Linked DNA regions of Homo sapiens: region 1 is linked to region 2. Evidence: chromatin contacts called from ENCODE Hi-C or POLR2A ChIA-PET data. All regions are on one chromosome and are shown on one strand. Each heading gives the region's core, a stretch centred on a gene start or an enhancer-like site at or near the end of the contact. The rest is flanking DNA. Distances are from core to core; before and after follow the strand shown. Region 1 overlaps TENM4 (teneurin transmembrane protein 4). Region 2 holds the start of TENM4 (teneurin transmembrane protein 4).

Evidence for each region. A loop is a pair of places that touch in the nucleus more often than their neighbours do. ChIA-PET counts read pairs that join two places held with the same protein, here RNA polymerase II (POLR2A). Pooled maps may share reads with other maps.
Region 1: a map of ascending aorta shows a loop between it and region 2 (4-fold over the local background). The contact joins the enhancer-like site here to the promoter of TENM4 in region 2. A Hi-C loop is called at or near these places in 1 of 168 maps with a recorded cell type or tissue (ascending aorta) and 4 of 50 pooled maps. POLR2A ChIA-PET finds 5 or more read pairs at or near these places in 2 of 52 experiments (AG04450 and BJ).

What each region holds. Positions count from the first base shown.
Region 1 is chr11:78,796,849-78,803,426 of GRCh38, forward strand. The region is part of intron 15 of TENM4 (teneurin transmembrane protein 4); the gene reads right to left. Among named protein-coding and RNA genes, the nearest start is that of NARS2, 230 kb to the left of the region's middle. RefSeq lists an enhancer at 5,230-5,731. Within about 2 kb of position 4,568, at least 15 of the 41 ENCODE cell types and tissues checked have a DNase peak (open chromatin) inside an H3K27ac peak, as active enhancers do; they include ascending aorta, where a contact is called at or near this core.
Region 2 is chr11:79,436,277-79,442,279 of GRCh38, forward strand. It overlaps TENM4 (teneurin transmembrane protein 4), which reads right to left and starts at 4,754. Exons shown (of 34, transcript NM_001098816.3): 1 at 4,233-4,754. RefSeq lists silencers at 4,343-4,452, 4,713-4,882.

The DNA.
Region 1 (6,578 bases), core at 3,318-5,817, 640 kb before region 2:
GGTGCTTGCCTCTTCCTTTTATCACTACCTACTCATATCCAACCTCCACCACCACCTTGAATTCCACTTCCTCCAAGAAGCTTCCCTGACCATTGGTTGAGAGCAATTGTTCTTTTTCTGAAACCCTTGTAGTAATATTAGTACACCAAAGTCATGATCCAATTTACATGGTTCCTCTGGCAGTGTTACTAAATGAAGTGCTATCCAAAACCTGATACCTGATTTACTGGCAGTTTCAGCACAAACCTTGGTAATAGCCAATGGCAGAGTTGTGCAGAGGATAAACATGGGCTCTGAAGCCAGAGAAGCCTGGAAGTGAATCATTGTTTTCTCAGAGTGTCTTTGAGCAAGTCACGCAAGTTCTCTGGACCCTGGTTTCCTGGGAGTAACACCATCTGCAATGTCAGAGGTTAATGTATTTGCTGTTTGAATAAGTCATGAAGCACGTACATGAAGGAGCTCTGTAAAATATAAAATTTCCATTGAAAGAACAGTTTTTTTTTAAGATTACAAGTTATAATAACAGCAGTTTGATTCAGGAAGACAACTAGAGATTTTGTACAAGATATCAGCTTGGGCATCCAAATAGAAACTTCATTCTGAAGCCCAATTTCAGAAGGGCTTATATTTGCATACTGAAGAGATCCAATTCTGATAGAAAACGTTCCAGGGCTGTCAGGGGAAATTCTACTAAATTACAAATCTGCCAGCTCTTGGTTTATCAACCTTTAACTCTGGCAGTATTTAGCAGCATGCTTGTCTGGGCCCAATTTTCCAGTCTTTGATTAAATGTTAGGAACTGACCATCTCATTGTGTCTAAACCGCCACACTACCTCCCAGGCAACTGGGAGGCTCTTCCGTGCCGCCCTCTGACACTTCCCTTCCTCTCTATGCCACTGTCAATCTCCTGGATATTTATTATTCTGAACTTTGATTTCAGGCTATCACTTGCTGTTGGGAAGGGGTACAGGAAATGTCAAGTCTCAATGGATATTATTCCTCTGGAGAGATTCTAACCTTGAGTTTCCCCTCCTATAACATGCCTATACAGAAATAGCCTAACTTGATTGTTTCCTTTTGATGTTTAATTGGATGTTGGTGCTGTGCTTTCTGGACTGAGAAGCTAATGCTTCTCAGAGAAGGAACAATTCTAGCTACACAAATGAGACTTGTAACAGGGGAGAATGCTCAATGCTGAATCTAATTTTCTCTCCCATCCATGAACATAAGACAATTTCTCTGGCATTAAAGCATCTCACTCAGTCTTTCTGTCATTAATAAGAATTAAATTCTGTTCCCTCAAATTTAAATGTAATTATATTTTGCCTCGTAAATAAAATTGAATTTAGCTCTAGTGCAACTGCTATGTTTAGAGCTTTAATTATTTTAACCCGGTTGCTACTTTAAGCTTATTTTTGTTAAAGCATTGAGTTTATTTTGCTGTCGATTGTGACCTAATTTGATAACAGGGCTTTTCAGCGCCATATCCATCTAGTCGTTATTGTTATTATTTATGCTTTGTGATTCTCTTTCCCTTTGGGTAGGGGAGGAGATTAATAGAGAATAAACTGAAAGCTTAGAGGATCTGAGTGTGAATTCTGGAGGGTTCCACTGTGTTAAGGTAGAATCTAGGCCAGATTGAGTTGAGAGAGCCAAAGAAAGAGATCTGATGTGGAGTCTGAAAGGGCAACAGTCAATGTTCATTGACAATTATTTTAAGCCAAGATTTTCGGCACAGCATTCAGCGGGCTCCGAGGTTTGGATCCTGCCTACCTCTGGCCTTCTTTCCTGCCACCCACCCCTGCAGCTTCTATCTCCAGCTGGACTGAGCCGCGACTGTCCAGCTGATCATGCATGCTCTCTACTTGTGCACACGCTGTTCCCTTGGCCTGCACTGCCCTCTCCTCCTTGGCCACCAGGGGGCCTCCCTTCAGTCCCCTTTCAGGGTCTGGCTCACAGATCTCTGGCTGGTGACAACCTTCTCCATTTCCTCTCCCATCCCATTACTGGCCAAGTTCACTGCTTCTGCTTTTGTGCTCCCAAACCCTACTGTACACACAACAATCAGAGCTCTGCTCATGCTGAATAATTAGGCGTCTCATTTCCTGACCAGGCTGTGGGGCTGTCTGATCCTCGGTGCCTAAAACAGTGAATGCCCAGCACACAGGATAGGCCAGAAAGATTCAGTGAATGAATGCAGTGAATGTGTCAGCGTGGGAGCAGGTCTGGAGCTACTGTGGGGTGCTCTCTCTGAGGAGGTTGTGCTCTTCTCTGGAATGGACCTCAGGAAGCTTGTGATGCTGAGAGGAGGCTGACCCTAACTCCCTTGTGCTGTGGGCCACTGACCTAGTTGTTTGGGGTTAATGTGTCAGCTTTTATCTGACTCTTCATCTAGACAATGATCTAGATAATGACTCTTCATCTAGAGTCAATGACCAGTGTTGGGGCTGGGGAAAGGGGATGGTAGAGAGATTCAGAAACTGCAAGGAAACTGCGCCTCTGAGAGAGCAAGTGAGTTGTTTACGGTTACACAGATTCAGGTCCAGGCCTTCTGGCTCCAAACCTTCACTGTATAAACTGTCCTAAGAATTACACTTGTTAGAGTCTAAGGACTGTTTGGATAACTTAAATCTAATCATGCATTCTAAAACTATATAAAACTACTTCATTTATTGACTGCTTACTGAATGCAGCCACCATATACATGTGAAATCTGATTTGGAAAACAACCCTGCAAGGCAGGTGTCATTAGCCATAGTCTATGCTTAAGCTTAGTGTTGAAAATCTAGCCTGGTCCTACTCCAAATTTCATGCAATTCTTGCTGACTGCACGTGTTACCTCCAAACCTGTGCCACTGAATCTCTAAAACATCTCCACCTGTTATTCCACAAAACTCAATTGCAATCAAATGATAAGAATCATAAACCCGCAGCATGAGCATTTTACAGGCAAAATCTCTGCCATGTATTGCTTCTGTGAGCCAGCAACCCTAAGGAATAAAATATAGGGAGAGGGCCCTCTCAAATAAAAGTCATTTATGGGAGACAAGACTGGAGAGAGCTCATATAGCAGTGGAAATGAGGAATAAATTTATGAGGCTGAGGAGAGAGGCTATGGGGGTAAGGGTGGGGAAGGAAGACCTGAGGGAGAACCAACAGGGACAAATGATGAGTCTAAGGGATGGCTTTTGAAAGCGTACCATGGAAAATGCCACAGAGGCTAAAATCTTTAGAAGCCATTAAGCTCTGAAAGAAAGGTGAGCCTTTCCAATTCTAAGGACCATCTCAAAGAGATTAAATTCTTTCCCTTTTCTGAGACAGCTCTGAGCCAAGAGGGTGAAAAGCCAACTAAAGCACAAGGAAGGGGAGATGGGAGGAGTTGTTCTGCTCAGCAGTGCTGCTGAGTGTACCCACTTTATGCAAAAGTTGATGAGGCATTCAGCCCAGCAGGCCTGCTCCCTAGGGAAGATGGCTTGAAGGAGGTGAAATGATGCCAGCTCTTGTCCAGGAGGGCTTCTGGCTGGCTGGCACTGCGCATGAAACTAACATGATCTAGGTCTGGGAAGTGACAGACAAGGAGCACAGAGATTTGGTGTTAGCCCAGCACACTGTGTGGGGAGTGGGAGGGAAGGGGTTTATGAGGAGGTGGGGAGGAGGTGGAGTCCTGAGAGAAGGGATTAGGTTCGCTGTCGGGTAGTGTGCTGGGATCTTCCTGGACAGAGCTTTCGGCTGCAGCCCCTCTCTTCCCTGTGTTTCCAGGGGGCTCTTTTTCTTTCTTTGACTATTCACTGGTTAAGTCATTCATGCAATAATCACCAAGAACCTAATGTATGTTTGTCCCTATGCTAGGGATACTTATAGGCCCTGACCTCACAGAGTTCACAGGGGAGAGAGAGAGAGAGAGAGAGAGAGAGAGATTGATTAGAATACATCAGTCAATATAACATAGTGTTTAGGAGAGACCTTGGAGCCAGATGTGGTTTGAATCTGGACTCCGCCACTTATGAGTCGGGTGAGGGTTGGGGGAGAAAAGGGATGCCAGTATGTAATTTAATCTTTCTGAGCTTCAGTTTCCTTATCTGGAAATGGTAATACTAGTAATACTTCCTTCCCAGGGTTCTTATGAACCTTAGCTAAGATAAGGTTGTAAAGGACTTAGTTCAGTGCCTGGTACATGCTAAATACTAAGAAATGGATGGCTCTTTGTTACTCTATCCTGTGGCTTGTCAGAAAGAGAGATAAGAATGGCAACATGAACACCTCTTTGGATAGAAAGGGGGCATGAGGCAAGAGCTGAGGACTTGGGAACAAAGGGCCTGGATTTAATTCAAACTGCCTCAGGTAAGCTGAGTCACTTAGGGCCAGTCATTCCCCGCTTCCAACTCTTTTCTATCTGTTTAACAGCAACAGCAGTAGCCACCTCCCCCACCATCACTACCACCACCATGATCAGTATCATCCTCACAAGTGACTCAGGAAGTGAAGTCCCACTGGGGCCTATGTCCTGTGCTCTTCTGGGGCATAAGAATCTGTTGCAACAGTTATGTCGTGTGATTTATCAGGAAGGAAGACCACATGCATGAGGCTGGACTGAAAGAGGAATTTCTGAGACGAGACTGGAAGCCAAGTTGCCAGGAAGCCAGGGAACTGAGTAAACACTTGTATAAAATCTGACTTCACTGTTTCCACAAACCTAACCAAAGTGCTGAGGAACTTGTCAGCTCACATTTCAATACAGGGCTGGTTGTTGAGTGCAGGGCATGTTGATTTAAGCTGCTTTCATTAAATCCTGTTCTTGGTGCCAAACAGCAAGACACTCATCTCAGGGAATAGACAGTGTTCCCTCCTAGGAGGCAGCAGGCAGCAGGGGCCCATCTCTACCAACCCAAGAACCCAGAACCAATGCTGATGGTGCAAGGATCACTTGGGATTTGTCCTTTGGCCTGCAGCTCCTGATGGGAGGGACTGGGCAGTGTCTGTGCCAGCTCTGCCATGCCAGGCAGCAAGCAGCATAAGCAAGATGACTTGAGCTACCGTTTGTCTAGGGTGTGAGCTGTGCCAGATACTACAAGAACTACTTTGCCCAAATTTCCTCACCTAATCCTCACAGTGATTCCATAAAGTAATTTTACCTAAGGGAAAATTAAGGGTTAGAGGGTTAAGCCACATGATGAAGCCATTCAACGAGTGGGGAGCAACTCTTCCCCCAAAAAGCCCAGTGCCTGTTCTGCTGCCCTGTAGCTAACTCCCTAAACAGAAAGATAGTTTCTTGGCTCTAGTGAATCCAGGCAACGAGGCATTCCTTGCATAGCTTCACTGCAAAAACTCAATAGCTTTAAAACAGCTTTCACTCAATGAAAGTGCCCTTGGAAGGGAGGTGGTAGAAAGACATTAAGTGCTTACTGTATGACGGACACTGTTCTACGTGCATACCAAAACGATGTACTTTAATGATTACATAACCCGCTGAGGCAGGTACTATTACTATCTCCATTTTTCAGATAAGGAAACTGAAGTCAAGAAAAGTGAGCTTTCTTGCCAAGGTCGCATGGTTAACATGTGGCAGAAGCAGGGTGGAACCCAGGCCAGCAGTTCCTGCACAGCAGGGGCTGAGGAGAGAGAACAGTTGAAATGCCCTCATTCTCCTTCAAACCAGCTTCCAGAGGTGAAGTGACAGCTGAGGAGGAACGTGGCCTGTGGAGAGTGCTGGAAAGCAGGCTGCCCCAGCGTGGGGCCAAGCCTTGACTCCCAGCTTCCTCCCTCACCAGCATGGCTCATGCAAGTCACGGCCACTCCTCTAGCCTCATCACAGGAACAGGGGCAATACCGTACCTGTCATCCCAACCTCACAGGGCTGCTGTTGCGCAGGGTGTGTGTTGCCATGTGAAACATCTTTGTATGCTATGGGACACTCAACAAACGCCAATTGTTTTCACTATTACAATACTTTTAAAGCTGCCTTTTATATTCCTGGCCTTGTGGCAATCATGAGACCCTTCTAGTCATTTATAGGATAGAGATTTAAAAATTAGAATCTATATTTCTGAAAGGGATTTCATCTTCCATCTTATAATCAAATGTCTTTGTTAATATCAAGTGCTCTACCAATGAGTGTTTTAATCATCATCATAACAACAGCTAACAACTATTGAGCTCATATAATGGGCCAAATCTTTTTTTCTTTTCTTTTTTTTTTTTTGAGATGGAGTCTCACTCTGTTGCCCAGGCTGGAGTACAGTGGCACGATCTCAGCTCACTGCAACCTCTGCCATCCGGGTTCAAGAGATTCTCCGCCTCAGCCTCCTGAGTAGCTGGGATTACAGATGCTTGTCATTGCGCCCGGCTAATTTTTGTAGTTTTAGTGGAGACGGGGTTTCACCATCTTGGCCAGGCTGGTCTTGAACTCCTTGACATCATGATCTACCCACCTCGGCCTCCCAAAGTGCTGGGATTACAGGCGTGAGCCACTGTGCCCAGCCTTTCATTTTCTTAAATAATTCTCACTATAACTCCAGAAGGTAGGTACTATCATTATCTCCATTTTATAGCTTCAAAGGGTAAAGTAACTTGCCCAAAA
Region 2 (6,003 bases), core at 3,504-6,003:
GGATTTTCTATTGCTATAACGGACGTTATTGGGACAATTGGAAAAATCTGAATAAAGTTTATAGACTGGATCATAAAAAAAAACCCTGACAGTGTTGCAAACTAAGTAATATTGTGCCATTTTACAGGGGAGAGGACTGAAGCTCCAAAGACAATTTGCCTAAGGCCACAGAGCCATGATTCCAACCCAATAGTTAAGAGATTAAAGTCACATCCTATCACCTTACTCCCACAAAACCACAAAAGATTGAGGAGACTATACCAAATAGAATCAGATTCTATTGGAAGAGAGTCCGTGGGAACCCATTACTCTAACACCTAGCCTTCTACCTCATATTCCAGGTCACTCCACTCACTATAGAACTATCCTTTGATGGTTCTTGTTCAGACCAAGCACTAGTTCTGCCCGTTGGCATCCGCACTGGTCAAGGCCGGTCTATTAGGGTGGCTGATCCGCTTACCGCACCACTCTACCTCCACCCCCAAACAGAGGCCTTGATGAAAACAAGATGAGAGCAGAGGAAGAACCCAAGAACTCTTTCTAGAAAACCAAAGCTCTCCGTCCCTGATCCCTTCCCCCACCACAGAAGATGGCAATTCCACAAGCCTTCCGCACCCTGCCCTCCCCTCAGTTCAAGACACATGCTGGAAATAAAAGCTTCCCCGAATTAGCCCCCTAAAAGCACACAAACATCTATGCCCTAAGTCCTGGCTGAATATCTTGAGGACTTTCAGTTCCCCAAACATTTCCAAGGACCTACGGCACACAGGTGCCGCTAAAGGAGACACCCGTTCACTCCAGGCAATCAGCTCCAACAGGTCCAGTTCCACTAAGTGGAAGGGCTTCCCGTCAACACCCTCACCGGAGAAAACGGATTCCTCCTCAGCATTCCCTTATAACACCTGGAAAGGGGAAACCTGTTTTTTGTGCTATGTGTGACTTCGCTGCAAATCTCTCTGCTCCCCAACACATGCACACACACACACACAGGCGCGCAGAAAACTAGTTCCCACTGTCACCACCAGTGAAAACACCCCTCGTAACTTTGACGAGAAGGGCTCCCCCGCTGAAAGCCCAACTGCAGAGCGCCCGGAGCGCGCTGTGAGTCCGCAGGAACGCGGCCGGGCCGGGGACGGGAGAAAGGCGCGGCCGGGACCCTGCACTGTGCCGCGCGGCGCTTGCGGCTGGAACTTGGCCTGGAACGCGGTCTTCTCGGCTCCAGTTTCCCGCCCAGGCCCCGCCCACCCGGCCGCCCCGCTGGTTCGCACCGCTGCTCCGGCCACCGAGGAGCCCAAAGTTGGCGGCGTCCCGCGGACTCCGGCGGAGAGCGCGAGGGAGTCGCGGCCGACTCCTGTACCACGAAGACAACTGGAGGCCGGCGGGGGAGGCGGGCCACGAGGGGCTGGGGCGAGGGAGCTGGGATGCGCGGGCCCGGCTCGCCGGGAAACAGGTTGCCGCGGAGTCCCGTCCCCTCCCCCTCTGCGGTCCCCGCCGCGACCTGATTCCCGCCCTGCCCGGGGAGCTAACCCAGCCGCCTCCGGGGCGCCCTCCTTCTTCCTGGATTCCCACGGCTGGACCAGAGCCCCTCTGGCAGCCGGGTTAAAGGCTCCTTCAGCAAGGTCAAGGCGCGGCCGGCTGGCACCTGGGGATTTTTTTCCAGCCGAGCACTGGCTTTTCAATCGCATTGTTAAGGATCATGGCAGCGGCAGGAAATCCGAAGGGCCCCACAGGTCTGCGGGAGGGAGGATTTATTTTACAGCAAGGAACAGATTCAGACAGATCGGGGATTTCAGTGGGAGGGGACGAGAGGTTTCAGGACGCTGGAATGTGGCAAAAACAAAACACTCCCCACCCATGCACATCACCATCTCCTGACTGCGGGCTGGGGGGAAGGGAGTTCAGGGCCAATGTGTCCCAGACTTCAGCGTTCCCCACGGCTGTGTCAGGGCTGGGGTGGCTTATCCCCCTACAGACGAAAATCAAGATTTAAAAGCATACTCTTACTGTGGTTTCTCTATCAAAGCCCATCAACGTGATACACAGGCTGCGGCGCTGGAGGGAAGCGGCGAAACGGGGAGAATAAACGCAACAGAAGCAAACTGCTGTCTGCAGAGGCGAGAGGCGAAGGAACGGAAGCCATACCCGACCCCAGCCCCATCCCGTCCCCATCAGCGCCGGGCTAGCGCAGGAAACCAGGAATAGGTGTAGGTAAGGGTGGCAGCCCGGCAGAGCCAGCGTTCTACTCCCTCTAACCCCTCGCCAGCGTGGGCCTGGATGGCTGGGCTGCCTGGGCATCTCCAAGGGGGACCAGGCACCGCGGGCAGGTTTCTAAACACGTGAAGGGCACAGGGCTTGAAAGACAAGGAGGGGCGCCCAGGAAGGGCGGAAAAGAGGGGCTTTGGGGCTCCCCAGGACACCAAGTCAGTTTCTGAAAACGGCGTTCCCTGGAAGGCCTTCCAACACCTCCGAGGGAAGACTTGGAGCTCTGAAGACCCAATGAAACCTCAGTTCTGACTGACTCCTCCTCTGCGATCAATTCCGGATGCCCCCACTTAGTCCCTGCCTCGGTAACCGGTTCTTTGGGGACAGCAGCATCAGCACCCGACGCCCATCGCACAAGTGGGCGCCGTGGTGCGAGGCGTATCCTAGCTACCCAGGCCGGGGTGGGGGCGCCCCGGTACTTACACTCCCCAAGCAGGCAAACTTTCAGGCTTGTCTTTCGAGAACCGGGAGCTCGCATCACAGTTCCGGGTAATCACCGAGGCAGCTTATGTAATTGCCCGCGATGCCGCTCAGCAGATCTCTCTCCTTACTCGGCCTCAGAGCTCAGTACATGGGCACCCTCTTCCCCCCACCCCCCACCCCGGCGATTGGAATCCCGAGCTTGCCCCACCACCGCCTTCTACAAAGCAGCGGGGTGATCTCGTGTGCTACAAACACCAAGCCAGTATGCAGGTTCAGGCAAAACTCTGGCTGCCTCCCTGCGCCCCTTTCACTGCGTCGATGGTTTACAGATAACTGCATTTCTATAAACCCTCTCTCCACGGTTAGGGGGTGGGAGGGAGTTAGAGATCGGGTGGGGGCTTGGCGCGGTACTGTTGAGGGCTCTGCACCCAACTGAGCAGTAATACACTCATCCACATGGACGCGGGTGCATAAATCGCCTTAACATTTTGCCCTGAAAGCGGAGCCAATTTCCAAAGTTAAGGACCACGCAGCTGAATTTCCAGTACTTTCCAACCTCGCCTAGGCGGGGGCAGGCAGAGAAGGGGCGGGCAGCGGGCAGCTAACTCGCCCGACCCCCCCGCCAAGAAGGACTCACTAGGTGAACCCCCCGCCCTTCACCCAAGTAGTTGGTTGTGTATTCCTCGGTTGCGTGTGTGTGTCCACACACACACACACACACACACACACACGCCGCCCCACTACCTTCCAGTCTGCTCCTCCAATGTAACGACCGCATTTAAAAATGGCAATTAAAATGACTGAGGAGCTCGGTGATCACATTTCAACCCAGAGCACATTTCCCGAAGCTGGGGGTGAGAGTAGTCATACAGTCACACTCACACCCGGGAGCCCTCCAAGCGTCCATCTGGCGGCTGCAGCCTCAGTTGGCTCCTAGACGAACATCAATACCGCGGCCGGGCGCCCGGTGAGGAGAGGCGGGCGCCCCGCGGGTTGCAGAGGGCGAGGAGCTGGGGTCGCATCTCCAGGATCTGAGCTCCAACCACCGCCCGTGCGGGGCTGCTGCAGCCGGCACTTGCCCCGCAGGGCAGGCTGCAGCCGCTGAAGCCCGGCGCCGCCTCGCGGGCTCCTCCAGCGCCCGACGGGGGCCTGGGGCGAGCTAGTCTGCAGAGGGGCTGCAGGCGACCGGGCCGGGGCGGGGAACGGGATCCGGGAGAGGCAGACGAACCTGGGGCGCGCCGCCTCCCTCCCACCCGCTTCCCACCTCCCTGCCCTCCCCCAACCCTTGCTCCCAGGCTCCAGTCCGCGGCGGGCTCCGGGGGCTGCGGCGGCTCCAGGCTCCAGAACAGCTTGCCTCTTCGGCCACCCGCGCCCTAGCCTCCCTCCTCCTGGGCCAGGGGAGCAAGCAAACATCTCCCGGAGCCCTCGGCAGCCGCGTGAGCTACCCGAACCCTGCCCGGGCCAGCAGTGCAGAGGGCGATGGAGCTGGCGAGGCGTCGCCGCGGTCCCCAAGGCGCTTTTCCGTAGAGCGGATCACGCCGCCTTACCGTGGCTGCAGGCTGCTACCGCCGGGGAAGCGGCGAGGACGGCGGCAGGGAGGCAAGGCGCCGCGCCGGTGGCTCCTCTCTCTCTCGGCGGCGCGGCTCCTCTGCTCCGCGAGCCGTAGCGGGGCGCCCAGGAAGGAGCAGGTCCGGGCTCTGCGCTCAGCTCCAGCGAGACCAACAATAGCTCCCGCGGGGAGCGGAGCCCCAGCGAGCCTCCAGCCGCGCGCGCACGACCGGCTCCCGCTCCCGGCCGCTCCCGGCCGGCGTCCCTGCCAGCACTGCTGCCCCACATGAAACAGCTGCAATCCCGAGGCTTCTGGGGGGTTGGGGCGGGTGTGTGCGCGCGCGTGTGTGAGTGTGTGTGTGTGTGTGTGTGTTTAATAGCTTCCCTTCTCTTCTTCCCCTCCCTGCCTGCTCGCCTGCCTGCCTCCGTCCCCCACCCTCGCTCTCTTACACACAGAAAGAGAGGGCGAGCGAGAGAGAGACACACACACACACGCACACGCACACGCAGGTTACATGAATGGGAGGCGGTAGCCAATCCTACGAGGCCGGCGAGCCGCGCGGCGCACTGGCGCTGGGAGCAGGGCCGCACTCCGGCGCGGGGGGGCGCCACGCAGGTGATGGGCGCCTCTCCGGGGGCCACGCGCGGCCGCTCCCTCACCCCAGTCTCGGTTCCTCTGTCTCCTTCCCCCTTCCTCTCCGCCGCCTTCTCCATCTTCTCTCCTTTTACCTCCTTTGCTTTCTCGAGTTCTCCGAGCTCTCTCAGTTCGGTATCTTTCTGGTCTCTTTCTTCTTTTACCCTCCTTGCTTGCTTTCTCTTCCCCTTTCTGAAACTTTCTCTTTTCCTTTCTGGACTTTCTTGTACTTCCTCTCCTCTTGCCTTTTGTTCTTTCCTCCTCCTTTGGCTTTCTCTCCAGGCTCCCCGTAGCACGGTCTCGTCCCCTCTCCCTCCTCTTCGCCTTTCCCTGGGTCTCTCTGGCGCCCAGGGCCTCCCTTCTGCCTGCTCGCTGGATGTTACTCCACACCCCCCACCCCAACACTTTTCTAGGGACGGTCTCTTTCAAGTTGCTACTGCAGCACAATCAGAGTAATTAAGAGCTGAGATCTTGAGTTCCTTCTTCAGGCATGCAAGATGCCCAAAGAAAGGCCCTCCTTCCTCGGACAACTTCCCCAAAACCATGGTAACAGCTACTGAGTCGTGATAACAATCACTTAAAAAATAGCAGTGATTGCGGTCCAAGAGATTTCTGTCCCTCGAATGTTTGGATCGTGATGGCAAGCACATTTCCAAGAGAAGGGCATTTTTATGTGATGAGAGCGGTAGTTTGACTGAGTGGCAACTTGGAAGGGCTTTGGGGAAGAGACTGGAGGAATTCCCACTCCAGCCCTGCTGCCTGCTGGCTAAAGGACTTAGTGCGAGCCATTTCCCCTTACCCGGCTTCAGTTTTCTCATCTATAAAATGGATGATACCGACTTCACCAGTTTTGGTGAGGATTAAAAGAGAGAACAATGGAAAGAAAGCACTGGGTGTATATGAGATGCTTAATTTATGTTAGTTTCCTTCTTTAAGACAACTTCCTTCATGATCTTCTGCTACAGTGTGTCTCTCTGATCTAAAGTAGTCAATGAAGGAGGAAATGTGACAATGCTAATTTCACATAAATGTGAAAGGAGGGGTAGGCTATTTTGAAAACTCTTCTGTGTGGTGAGGAGACTGTCTAGCCAGTTGCCATATGCTGATTATAAAGGCATCACAGATTATAAACGTGG